2 separate regions of the Homo sapiens genome follow, and region 2 is linked to region 1. A link is a contact called in ENCODE Hi-C or POLR2A ChIA-PET data. All regions are on one chromosome and are shown on one strand. The core of a region is the stretch at or near the end of the contact, and the rest is flanking DNA. Distances in the headings are between cores, read along the strand shown. Region 1 holds the start of TGFA (transforming growth factor alpha). Region 2 holds the start of ADD2 (adducin 2).

What was found. Hi-C counts contacts between places; a loop is a spot of excess contacts on that map. ChIA-PET counts read pairs that join two places held with the same protein, here RNA polymerase II (POLR2A). Pooled maps may share reads with other maps.
Region 2: a loop to region 1 is called in a map of naive thymus-derived CD4-positive, alpha-beta T cell, with 3 times the contacts of the local background. The contact joins the promoter of ADD2 here to the promoter of TGFA in region 1. A Hi-C loop is called at or near these places in 1 of 168 maps with a recorded cell type or tissue (naive thymus-derived CD4-positive, alpha-beta T cell) and 6 of 50 pooled maps. POLR2A ChIA-PET finds 5 or more read pairs at or near these places in 1 of 52 experiments (WTC11).

What each region holds. Positions count from the first base shown.
Region 1 is chr2:70,550,924-70,556,844 of GRCh38, reverse strand. TGFA (transforming growth factor alpha) reads left to right here and starts at 3,019. Exons shown (of 6, transcript NM_003236.4): 1 at 3,019-3,117. The coding sequence starts at 3,078. It overlaps LOC124907824 (a long non-coding RNA gene), which reads right to left and starts at 4,137. Exons shown (of 2, transcript XR_007086906.1): 1 at 3,453-4,137. RefSeq lists a silencer at 2,889-2,958.
Region 2 is chr2:70,766,080-70,772,000 of GRCh38, reverse strand. ADD2 (adducin 2) reads left to right here and starts at 3,801. Exons shown (of 16, transcript NM_001617.4): 1 at 3,801-4,115. RefSeq lists enhancers at 429-478, 2,561-3,125, 3,535-4,100, 4,101-4,666.

The sequences.
Region 1 (5,921 bases), core at 1,770-4,269:
TTAAATAATAGGTAGTTTTGTTGATGTCAAATATTATGCTAAGTATGCAAATAAATTCTTGCATTTAGTACTCACATCAACCCAATGAGTTAAGCATTATCCTTATTGAAAATGTGGAAACCGAGGCAGTATAGCAGAGAAGCCAGCACATAAGCCTCAGAACCAGCTTGTTCTGCTTTCAAAATCAAGCTCTGCCCTTTATTGGCTGTGTAATTCTGGGTAAGTTACTAAATTCACTCAGTCTTGATTCTTCTCTTATAAAAGGGGATGGGATCTATCTCATAAGATTATTGTGAGGATTAAATGAGATATATAAAATACAAAAGATAGAGCATCAACAATTTAGGATATTAGGTTTCCTCTATGACTAAACGTTTAAAAATCATTTCAATTCAGTTTACCAAAAAAATGATCTTTAAGTTAAAAAAAAAAAAAAAAACACCCAGCCCCTGATGACCTGTTTGACTTGAATGAATTGGAGGGTTATAAAACCACAGATATGGACCAGCTTTTGAAAATCTTGGAGGGAGAATTAATGATTTTCAAGCATTAGAATGTACTTTGATTTGGATACTCTTTAGTTTGTAAGATGGCAAGTTATCTCTTTTTTTCTTTTTTTTTTTTTTTTTTTTTTTTTGAGACGGAGTCTCGCTCTGTCGCCCAGGCTGGAGTGCAGTGGCGGGATCTCGGCTCACTGCAAGCTCCGCCTCCCGGGTTCACGCCATTCTCCTGCCTCAGCCTCCCAAGTAGCTGGGACTACAGGCGCCCGCCACTACGCCCGGCTAATTTTTTTTGTATTTTTAGTAGAGACGGGGTTTCACCGTTTTAGCCGGGATGGTCTCGATCTCCTGACCTCGTGATCCGCCCGCCTCGGCCTCCCAAAGTGCTGGGATTACAGGCGTGAGCCACCGCGCCCGGCCATCTCTTTTTTTCTTTTTTTTTTTTTTTTGAGACAGAGTCTTGTTCTGTCATCCAGGCTGGAGTGCAGTGGCACAATCTTGGCTCACTGCAACCTCTGCCTCCCAGGTTCAAGTGATTCTCGTGCCTCAGCCTCCCAAGTAGCTGGGACTACAGACGCACGCCACCATGTCTGGCTAATTTTTTGTATGTTTAGTAGAAATGGGGGGTTTTACCATGTTGCCCAGGCTGGTCTCGAACTCCTGAGCTCAAGCAATCCACCCACCTCAGCCTCCCAAAGTGATGGTATTACAGGTGTGAGCCACCATGCCTGGCCTGCAAGTTACCTCTTGATTTAAAATATTTTCCAATCATGAAGGAAATTGACTTGATTCTGCTACTTCCCTCCACCTCTGACTTTGGGGGTAGGGGACAGATAAGCAGAAACTGCTGAACATGACCCTCAGCCGGCTGGGCAGCCATCCCTCAGCCACAGTGAGCTTGATTTGCGTGTTCCAGTAGGAAGCAAGGAGTCAGGTCCTTCTCTAGTCCTGGGGAACAGGAGAAGGGTGGGGGAACCCCTGATTCCTCCCCTTCTGTAGCCAAAGCAGACTAGTTTAGGGAGGAGACAGGGAAACCACCAGAGCAGGTCAAGATCAACCTGAAGGAAGTGGGAGTCAGGGACAACCTACTAAAGGAAGTGCATGTGTGCCTTGTACATGCATGGGGTGGACCAAGGAAAAGATTTACCCTAAAAGAACAAAGTATGCTCCGACAAATCTATTGAAAGGAATGATTTACACTGGTGCTTCCTGCCCAAATGTTGAGACCAATGGCCTGGTGCTTCCTTCTTGAAACTAGGTTGCTCTACTTACATGAAACAAACTGGGCAGAGGTCAACCGTGAGAGCCTGAGCCTCCCCAAGTAAACAGCAAAAGATTCCCCAGGCCCAACAGCCCCCACCCCCACCTTCAAGGAAAGTGGATCTACCCGGAGCACGTAGGCCAGAGGAGGCAGGAGAAGAGGGTCAGTCCGTGAGCTCCGGGTACCTGGAGAACATGAATCTCCCGGGTGTACTGTCCCCATGAGGGTCACCGAGGAACCTATGGATCTTCCACTCTTCGCCCAGAATGTCTTCCCTCTATCCCCTCCACCTCCCCAAATTCCAGCACCAGGGGCCACCTCAGAGCCACAAATCCTGAAAGGACCACCCAGGTGACTCGGGCCCACACACCCCTCTTTCGGGGTACACTTGGTGGCAGGCTAGCAGGCTTTTGGCCTCAGCTGGTGGTGCCATATAACCAGATTCGTCACAGAGACCCATTTTTTATCAGTCCCAGGCCAGAAGTACGAAGACTGATCTTAACGATGTGGCCTGCCTGGGAGGTAAGGCGGCAGGCGTTGCCAGAATTGATGGGAACTGTGGCACAGGTGGGAAACCTGGTTTAACAAATTCTTCATTGATTCAGGGGACCACTTTCCTTGAGCCAAGTCTTGGCAAGCGGCCGGCGAAACTCACAGGTCCCTTTCCTGGCTGCGTCCCCAGCCTCCAGCCTTCCCCGCCCCAGAGATGCCCCAGGAGCGGCCCCTCGGTGTAGGTAACGGGTGCCCGGGCGGCTCCGCTCCGCCGCCTAGAGCCTGGAAGCCGCCACTGCGGCCCAGGACAATCCGGCTACGCGGCCGGCGCCGACCCCGCACGCTGGAGTCCGCTGCCGCACGGCGCTGGCAGTCGGGGGTGGTGTCTGAAGTCAGGCGCTTCCTGCCTTTTCGTCGGCCCGGGTGCCCGGCTCGCGCCGCCAGGCTCTGGGATCCCAGGTCGCCCCGCCCAGCAGCCCGCGCCCTGCTCGGTGCGCTCAGCGTCCCCGCCCCTTACCCCAAACCCCCACCCTCTGTGCCCTCAGGGGGGCACCCCCATCGGGGCGGGAGGGGGGGGTCAGCTGTGCCCCGGTCGCCGAGTGGCGAGGAGGTGACGGTAGCCGCCTTCCTATTTCCGCCCGGCGGGCAGCGCTGCGGGGCGAGTGCCAGCAGAGAGGCGCTCGGTCCTCCCTCCGCCCTCCCGCGCCGGGGGCAGGCCCTGCCTAGTCTGCGTCTTTTTCCCCCGCACCGCGGCGCCGCTCCGCCACTCGGGCACCGCAGGTAGGGCAGGAGGCTGGAGAGCCTGCTGCCCGCCCGCCCGTAAAATGGTCCCCTCGGCTGGACAGCTCGCCCTGTTCGCTCTGGGTACGTACGCCGGCTGCGGCGCCCCCTGCGCCGCGCGACACCCTGCTTCCCCCGGTCCCCGCCGAGTTCCCCTTTCCGGGGGTTTCTGCGCCCGCCTGGGAGAGTGGAGAGAAGCGAGTAGTCTCAATGGGTTGGCGCCTGGGAGGCAAGGGGAGTCATTAAGAATGACAAAGAGGGGACTGTCCGGTCGAGCGCCGAGGCTTCCCCGGGAAAGTGGCTGCCTGGGCCGTGCGTGAGAACACCTGGGAAGGGGAAGCGGAGTGTGAACGGGCTTGAACTTTAATCCGCCGCAGCTGTGTGTCTGCTCAGACACATGCCTACACCTACCTGCTTACCTGGCTGCCTCCAAGCCCGGCTCAGCCGGCGTCGCTGGCGTGTAGACTGGGCCGCCTCGGAACGGGGGCCGGCGTCTAACCCTCTGGCCGGGTCTTGCCTGCGCCCCTTTGGCACCCCCTGCCCACCTCTAAGCCCCAGCGACGAGCAGAGATGTTCAAGATCGGCAGAGGCGCCCTCGATCTCTTTTCAGAGCTCTTGAGCTTTGGGGGTAGGTTTTGGATTTTTGGGCGGATTAATGGTTCCTTTAATTAACTTCCCTGGGAGAAGTGGTTTCGGTGTCCGCCGAGGGCAGGAGCGAAACCCTAGACCGAGTGTTGCCAGTTTCCTTTGAGTATGTCCTTGGAAATGAAGGAGGGATGGGAAAGGTGAGGGGAAGTTAAACCCCTCTCCCGGGTCGGGTCTGCGGAGCGGTGCGTTTTTTGGCGGTGAAGTTCAAGGGTCTGTCTGGACGCGGTGAGGGCGCAGCGCCGCGCGCCTCCTGGCCAATTCTTGCCCCTTGTGCTGGTGGGTCTCTCTGGTGTTGAGATAGCTGATCAATAGCGCAGGTGTCCTGGTTATTGCTAGTCTTCCGTGAAGTGAATTGTTCGTTCGATATGCCCCGAGTTTAACCCGTATAGCATGCGGCTCGCTGCAGGGTGGTTAGAGTCTGTGGAAAGCCATGGAACTCCTCCCCAGAAATGCCCAGAGCCGCAGCCTCACCCAGCTCCGTGTACAACTACAGGGGGTTCGCGGCCCCGCCTGCAAGCCTGCCCTAGAAACGCTGATTAAAAACCGCAGCAGAAGGGGAGGCATCCTGTAAGAGAAATACAAGGCAGTCTTGGAACCGGATGCTCCCAGCTACACCCTTACCTGAAACTCACCAGCAGGTAACATGGGTATGGGAGGCTTTTCCCCCACATTTTTGAAGAATTGCCTTTTTTGTGTGCATGTATTGACTGTTGCTCTGATTTAAATTTTAGAAAAAGCAATAAAACATTACCAATACAAGGGAAGCTTCCTGGATATAATTATCCCTTGTAATGTTTTTGCAAATAATAGTAGTAAGTAGTAGTAGTAATAACAGCTGATGCTATTCGAGCATTTTACTCTGTGTCAGACACAGTCCAAGTGCTTTACATTTATTCATGCAGTTTTCACACCAACCGGATAAAGAAGGTGTTAATATTATTCTCATTATATAGCAGAGGAAAGTAAAGCACACAGGGTCCACAGTAAGTAACTGGACCAGGATTGTCGAAGAACGTGGAAGGAATGTGAATATGAAAAGTCACCTAACTTGTGGTCATTATAGTCCCATCTCTCTTTTGGGACTTTGCCTTAAAGAGAGATTATGTGGAATACCCTGGAACTTGTTGTTAAATTGAGTTTCCTATTGAATTCCTGGGATCTCAAGGTGGTTATTCGGTAAAAATTAGAGGCAGGAAATGATGAAGATAAGCACATTTGAGTAAGTGTTTGAAAGCTGTCCCTACACCCCACACTCCCATCCCAGAATTCTCGCCCACAAAGACTGCATTCATTCATCATGTAATTTTTCTCTTTTGCCTGAATGTTCTTTTCAGCTTGATCTTTGTTTCCTTCTTTAAGAAAATGATGTATAAACTTTAAAAGATTGATCAATATGTAAAAACTTGCTCACACAGTTCCAAAATGTGAGCAGTTGAAAAAAGTGGAGAAAAAAAAAAGGCAGGAGTAATTTACACCAGTGAGGACTCCTTTTTATTTATATGTCTTTAAAAGAAAAATCACAGCTGTGAGTTCTGTGCGTTTACTAGAACTGCTGCCTCCCACATATAGCTTTACTTTGCACATTTCCTTCAAAGCTGCTTTCCCCTCTGATTTTTCTTAAATAGTTGAAGGCAGTTCCAGGAGAATCAACCAGTGTTCCATCGCTACCCGAGATCTAGGAAACCTCCGTGGGGCTAGTCTGAGAAGGAACTGGCTGTTAGGAGTCTCGGTTAATGTTTGATTACTTGGAACCTGAGCATTGATTAATGTTTTCAGTAAGAGAATGTGAAGACTGTTGCCCAAATGGCAACACTGGAAACATAACCCAGGTTCCTGTGGTGGCTGCCCTCCCATGTCAGGTTTCCATCACTGGCAGGCAGACCGCACGGGGGCTTGGCATTTCCAGTTACATTTCCTCCTCTGTGTTCACGGAGCAAGATGTGTGATCTTGGGCAAGTTACTTAGCTTTTCTATGCCTTGTTTTTCTCACCTGCAAAATGGGGATATTAATAGGGTTGTTGAATATATTTAATGTATGCAGAAGGGTGCCTGGTATGTAGTAAGATCTTAATCTTATCATCATCATCATTGTTGTTGTTACTTTGGGCCCCATAGAATTCCAGACATCATTGCAGGTTATGTGAGTTGTATAACTGGGAGAGTTTGTAGGTTTTCGTTTATCTCATCTCCATGCTCTTTACCATTCCTTCGAAAAATATCACCCAACCTAAAAACCTACC
Region 2 (5,921 bases), core at 2,552-5,051, 210 kb before region 1:
AGCCCATAAAAGATGCGTGAGTGAGCAGGTAGGTTACTGCTGTGGGCAGCTGGGGCTCAATCCTGCTGAGGCTCTCTGGGAGACAATGGAGAACACTGAGGTATTCTCCCAACTCTCAGGGATGAGGGAGCCAGGCTGTTTATCCACAAACTCCTAATGGTCATTGGTTGAGGGCTGATCCCAGGGGTGTTGATTTCTCCAGCATTTCCAGCATGCCCTAGAAAAGGCCATTGATAAGCATGCCTGGGCCTATAGAGTGCTAAGCCCCCGTATTAGTTATCTATTGCTGTGTAACAAATTAATGCAAACTAAGCAACTTAAAACAACACATTTATTATCTCATGGTTTCTGTGGCCAGGAGTTGAGTCTCGGTATGACTTAACTGAGTCCTCTGCTTCAGTGTCTCTCACAAGGCAGAAATCAAGGTGTCAGCCAGGGCTGGGTTCTCAGTGGAAGGCTTAACTGGGGGAGGATCAGCCTCTAAACTTATGTGATGGTTAGTGGGATTCATTTCCTCTAGGACTTTTTTGGACTGAAGTTCTCAGTTTCCAGCTGGCTATTAGCTGGATGTCACCCTCAGTTCCTTGCCATGTAGATCTTCCAAACATGGCTACTAATGAAAGCATGCAGGTCAAGACGCCAACTGAGACAGTCTGCTAGCAAGACAAAGAATCTTATGTAATGTAATCACGGAAGTGAACATCCCATTATCTTTGCCTTATCCTGTCGGTTAGAAGTGAGCCACAGTCGTGCCAGCACCTAAGGAGAGGGTAATACACAGGGCAATGGATACCAGGAGATGGGGCTCACTGTTGCACTGCCAGCTTCTCTCTCTACTAGTTATTCTTGGCCAGAAACATTTTTGTCAGAAGACTTGGAAGATGAGAAATTTTACTGCAAATCAGTCAGAGAGTCTAATTTTAAACTATCTGGCCATGGAGGGTTAGCCAGCTGTGATTTTTCCCCGGTCTGACATGGGGGTCTCTTGTGTTTTTCTGGCCCCAGTTAAGGGCCAGGCATCTTGGGCTTGTTGCAGTGGGAGCTCTGAAGTCTCCTGGTCTCCCATTGACAGTTGGAGCCAACTACAGTTGTGGTTCCTTTTCCTGGATTTTGAAGTGAATTTGAAATTGAGAATTTCTGGAACTTCAATTAAAATTTCATATAGGCTATGAATATGGGAATTAATGAAGTCTTATTTCCTCTCTGACATTTGGACAATTCCTAAAGTCCCAGGATGGCACCACCTTCTCAGTATGCAGTATCAGATAGACCCTGGGAGAGGCCGGACATATATATATAAAAATATATGTAATATATATAATATATATTGTGTATATGTAATATATATAATATATACATATATAAACATAAATATATATATGTATCTCCTGTGATGACTAGGGGAGCAGAATCATTTTTTTTTTTGCCGGGGGGAAGGAGAATGTATTAGTCTTATCAGCCTTTCAGTGTCTTGTACCAGCTCTGCTTTAAAAAGTTTATTTTTGGCCAGGCGTGGTGGCTCACGCCTGTAATCCCAGCACTTTGGGAGGCTGAGACGGGCAGATCACCTGAGGTCAGGAGTTCCAGACCAGCCTGGCCAACATGGTGAAAACCCATATCTACTAAAAATACAAAAATTAGCTGGGTGTGGTGGTGCGTGCCTGTAATCCCGGCTACTCGGGAGGCTGAGGCAGGAGAATCGCTTAAACCTGGGGAGAGGAAGTTGCAGTGAGCTGAGATCATGCCACTGCACTCCAGCCTGGGGGGCAGCATGAGACTCTGTCTCAAAAGAAAAAAAAAAAGTTTATTGTCCCCTCTGGGAGGCCATGCAGTGTAGTGGTTAGGGCCCACAAACTCTGGAGCCACAGCACTTGAGTTTGATTCATTGCTCAGCCACCCACTAGCTGTGTGACCTAGGGCAAGCGACTTAACATCCCTGTGCCTCAGTCTCTTCATCTATAAAATGGGGATGATAATAGTACCACCCTCACAGAGTTTTTGCAAGGATTATGTGAAAATGCATGTAAAGCTCTCAGAACAGTGCCAGGAACCAACAAGGGTTTGCTAGGATTCATGTGAGAAAACAAAATAACACACTAGGAAGAGAAATTTTGGGGGATGGAAATGACTGGGGTGACTTATGAAACCTGCTATTTCTAACAAAAATTCTCCATTCTTTTTGGGGGTTCTATTAAGATATAGAGCCCACCTTACCTGTGACTTCTGAGCTCTGGAGAAGGGGTTCCCTGTTTCTCAGATCTCATCACCCATTAGCACCAAAAGAGCTATGGCTGCCAGGAATGACTCAATAAACATAACACGTCCTGGCTTCTTTGACCAGACAGACCTAGGTCCTGGGGTGGGGAGGGGAAGGGGTTTCATCTTGTGTGGCTGAGCCTGTTGTAATTCTTCTAGCAGGTTTTGACAGGAGAATGGGGAGAAGTCTTGTGGACTCGGTGATTCTGAATGAGAATGAGTGAGAAGCTCTGAGTGTGGAAGGAGGGTGCAGGGACCAGGTATGCATGTATGTTTCTTGGAAGGGGGGCTGAAGCAGAAAGACAAGTTTATCCTGGCATCTAGGGTTGTCGTTAGCATTTTCTTTTCTAAATCAGTAGTAGCTCTCAGAGTGGTGTTTCTAAAGTGTTAGTGTGCAAAGGAATCACTAGGGCTGCTTGTTAAAATTACCAATCCTGAGCCTACCTCCAGAGATTCTGGTTCCACAGCAGCACTGTGGTGGGGGCCAGTGACTTTTGTGGGGGTGTCTGAGGGCTGTGGTGCCCCAGAACCTGGAAGGGCAGAGGGGCCATGATCAGGTTTCAGATCAGTGGCCAGAGGCTTTTCTGGAAGCTGTACATTTTCACAAGCACATTTTCAAAAGCCCTTGGAGAGGATGTTGATTGAGGGGAGTTTTGGGGACTGGTGGAGATTATGGGGGTGAAAAGTCCAGAGCTATCTCTTAACACCCCTACTCTCTGAGGGCCAGGCCTTGAAAGTATTGGAAATGGGAGGTGCCTTAGGTACACTGTCATTTTACAGAGGAAGACAACGAGGCCCAGAGAGGTTAAGTGGGTTGATTAAGGTCTCACAGCTAGTTAAGAGCAGCTCTGAGACGGCAACCGAAGTATTCTGGTTCCCTATCCAGTTCCCCACTCACTACACACCTGTTCCTTCTGGGGCGGGAGACCTGAGGAAGGAAAGGAGTGAGAGGAGAATGTAGTGAGAGTTGGAGAGCGTTGGGTCCACAGCCCCCAAGGGCAGGGCCACAACAAAAATGTTGTCCTGGTTGAAAAGGAGTGAGAATCAGGACAGGGAGAATTTTGGTTTGGAATTCAGTCAAACAATTGCTATTAAAATCACTAATAGAATTATCTTCCGAAGGCTAGCTGTCCTTTCCAGACGAAAAGAAATATTCCAAGTCTAAGACTTTTGCTTTCTTCCTTCCAGGGAGAATACATTCCCCCAAGGGAGCTCTGTTTCAGATTTTCTCCCTAGTAACAGACTCCCCTGCTTAGCTCTGGCCATCCCGGGTAGTGAGTGGTGCGGGGCGGGGGTGGAAGGGGGCTGGAAGCCTGGCTAGGGGGGTCTGCGGCGGCGCGGGCGGGGGCGCTGCGGGGAGGAGGGGGGCGCTGCGGGGCGGTAGTGGGGGTGCTGCGGGGCGAGGCCGCTGCGGGGCGGTGGGGGGCGCTGCGGGCGGGGGCACTGCAGCACCGCGGCCCTCGGGCGGCCGGCGCGGCCTGCTGGAGGGGGCGCTGTGGGCACCGCGCAGCGGCCTTTTGTCAGCGCGCAGGGCCAGGAGAGCTCTCATTTCCTCCCAGCCTCGTGCGGGAAATGGCTTTAATTCTGACGGCAGGGCTGTGAGGGACTAGCGGGAACCCGAGCCTTTTGTCAAGGAACTGCGGCGTCGGTGGCCAGTCATCCCCGCCGCCGCGGAGCCGCTGCACTGCTGGGGGATCTCCCAGCAGCTCTGACGAGCGCGGGCTGCAGCATGGGCAGAAAACGCTGCCCTGCAGATTAGCTGGGTGGATTTTTTAAGCGCACCCCACCCCCCAAACCCATAAAATAACAAAACCAACCCGCAGTGGCCGACCGGAGATAGCTAAGATGCCGCGCAGGAGGTAAGGGTCTGGGGAGCGGGCCTGGTGGGCTGCCTGGGGTCGCTGGTCTCCTGGCGCGGAGACCCTGGCATCCCTCGGCCGGGCGGGAGCCGCTTGGCCCAGGTGGGGCGCGTCTGTTGCCGAGCGCGTCGGTGCTGCAGCCCTGGCCGGCAGCGGTGTGTTTTGCGCCTAAAGGTTTCTGGTGATGATGTAGCATCCGAGGCTCTTAGGAAATCGGGGCTGCAAGCACTGGCCCCTGCTTGGGGATGGTGGGACCCTCGCCCGGAGCGTAACGCCTGACAGGTGGGGCTTTCTTTTGGGTCCGAATGGAGGGGCGGCAAGCCTCGCCTCGCCTAGCCGGGCGGGGCCGCTCCTCCCCTCCCCTCCCTCCCCTCCCCTCTCTTTCCTTCCCGCTCGGCCGCCGCCCTCCGGGGTAGCGGTGCGAGGCGGGCTTGGCGGGGCTGGGCGCGTCCCCCGGGGCCTCGCGATCGCTGGCTGCGCGGCGCTCAGCCGCAGTGGCCGGCCGAGCAGGTGCGGCGTCGGCAGCCGCCTACATTGAGATCGGGGCAACCGGCACGTGAGCGGGCCTCGTGGGTTTTGATTTTATGCGGCTCCACCACTTTGGAGGGAAAAATCCCACTGTACCCGAGGGGGTCTTGCCAGTCTGTTTCTTCCATCTTCCCTCTCCTCTCCCTGCCTCCCCTCCCTTTCTGCAGCCGGGGCGGAGGCCATCCCCGGTCCCGGAGGCGGGAGTCGGTGTCTGCTTATTTTTAAATCACACCACAGCCTACCTGGTGTTGGGGGGAAGGGAGGGAGGGGCAGACTGCTTTAGGATGCAGATCAGGCTCTCGGGTCTGGCCTATTGTCTTGCCTTTTCTCTTCCTTCCTTTTCTCACCCCTAATCTCCATCTCTTGCCCAAAACTAAAAATAGAAAATAGGAAATAGAAATAGAAAATAAAAAAGCAAGCTCCAGCCCACACCCTATCAAATTCTTTAAAAAACTGTCATTTATCTCTGACACATGATTAATACCCATCTGTTTCCTTACACCCACTCTTCCCTCTTGCTGTTTGTCGTCTAAGATTCAACTGACTCAGATGAGCTTTATCGATAATAGAAATCAAATCTCAGTTTCCTAAATGCACATTTCGTGCTTCCCGAGTAACCCAAAAGGAGTGGTTGGTCTGGCATCCTGGCAGAAGCAAAGGGATTGGAGAGGGTGCAAGCAACTGCTTTCATGTCTAGTTTGTGGATCTAGCTGGGATTCCTGAGATGTTTAACTTGTGCAGTGAGGGGTGTTCTCATTAATGGCATTAGAAAATTATGTTCCGTTTTAAGAGAAAAATAGCAAGTCAGCATTTGAAGTAAAAGTGTTTTAAATGAATCTGACCAAAGAAGAGAACTATGACGTTTCAGACTTGCAAATAATATCTCCATTAGCATATGAATAATATATGTTAGAGACTTAAAAGGGGGGTTTAGACCATTTAATATTTTTACTTTATAAGGTTCTACTTTAATTGTGTAATGTGATCAAACTTTTCTCTGTAGAGACTTTTCTCCTATAGATCAGGATCTTGCCCAGCCTTTCTTCCCTACTCCTCCCTGCATAGGGCACAAGTAAAAGCAAAGTTTTCATTATTGGTATGATGTCAACACATTTTGAAAAACCACTAAAGATAAATTATTCTTTGATCCAAAATCCATAAGAATTTTGTAGTAAGCCCTATGTTCTTTCTTGTCCACCAAATTGCCTAGCCTTATTAGAAATATGCTTGTCATATACACAATGTACAACAATGCCTGACATGATATGCTGTGGTTTC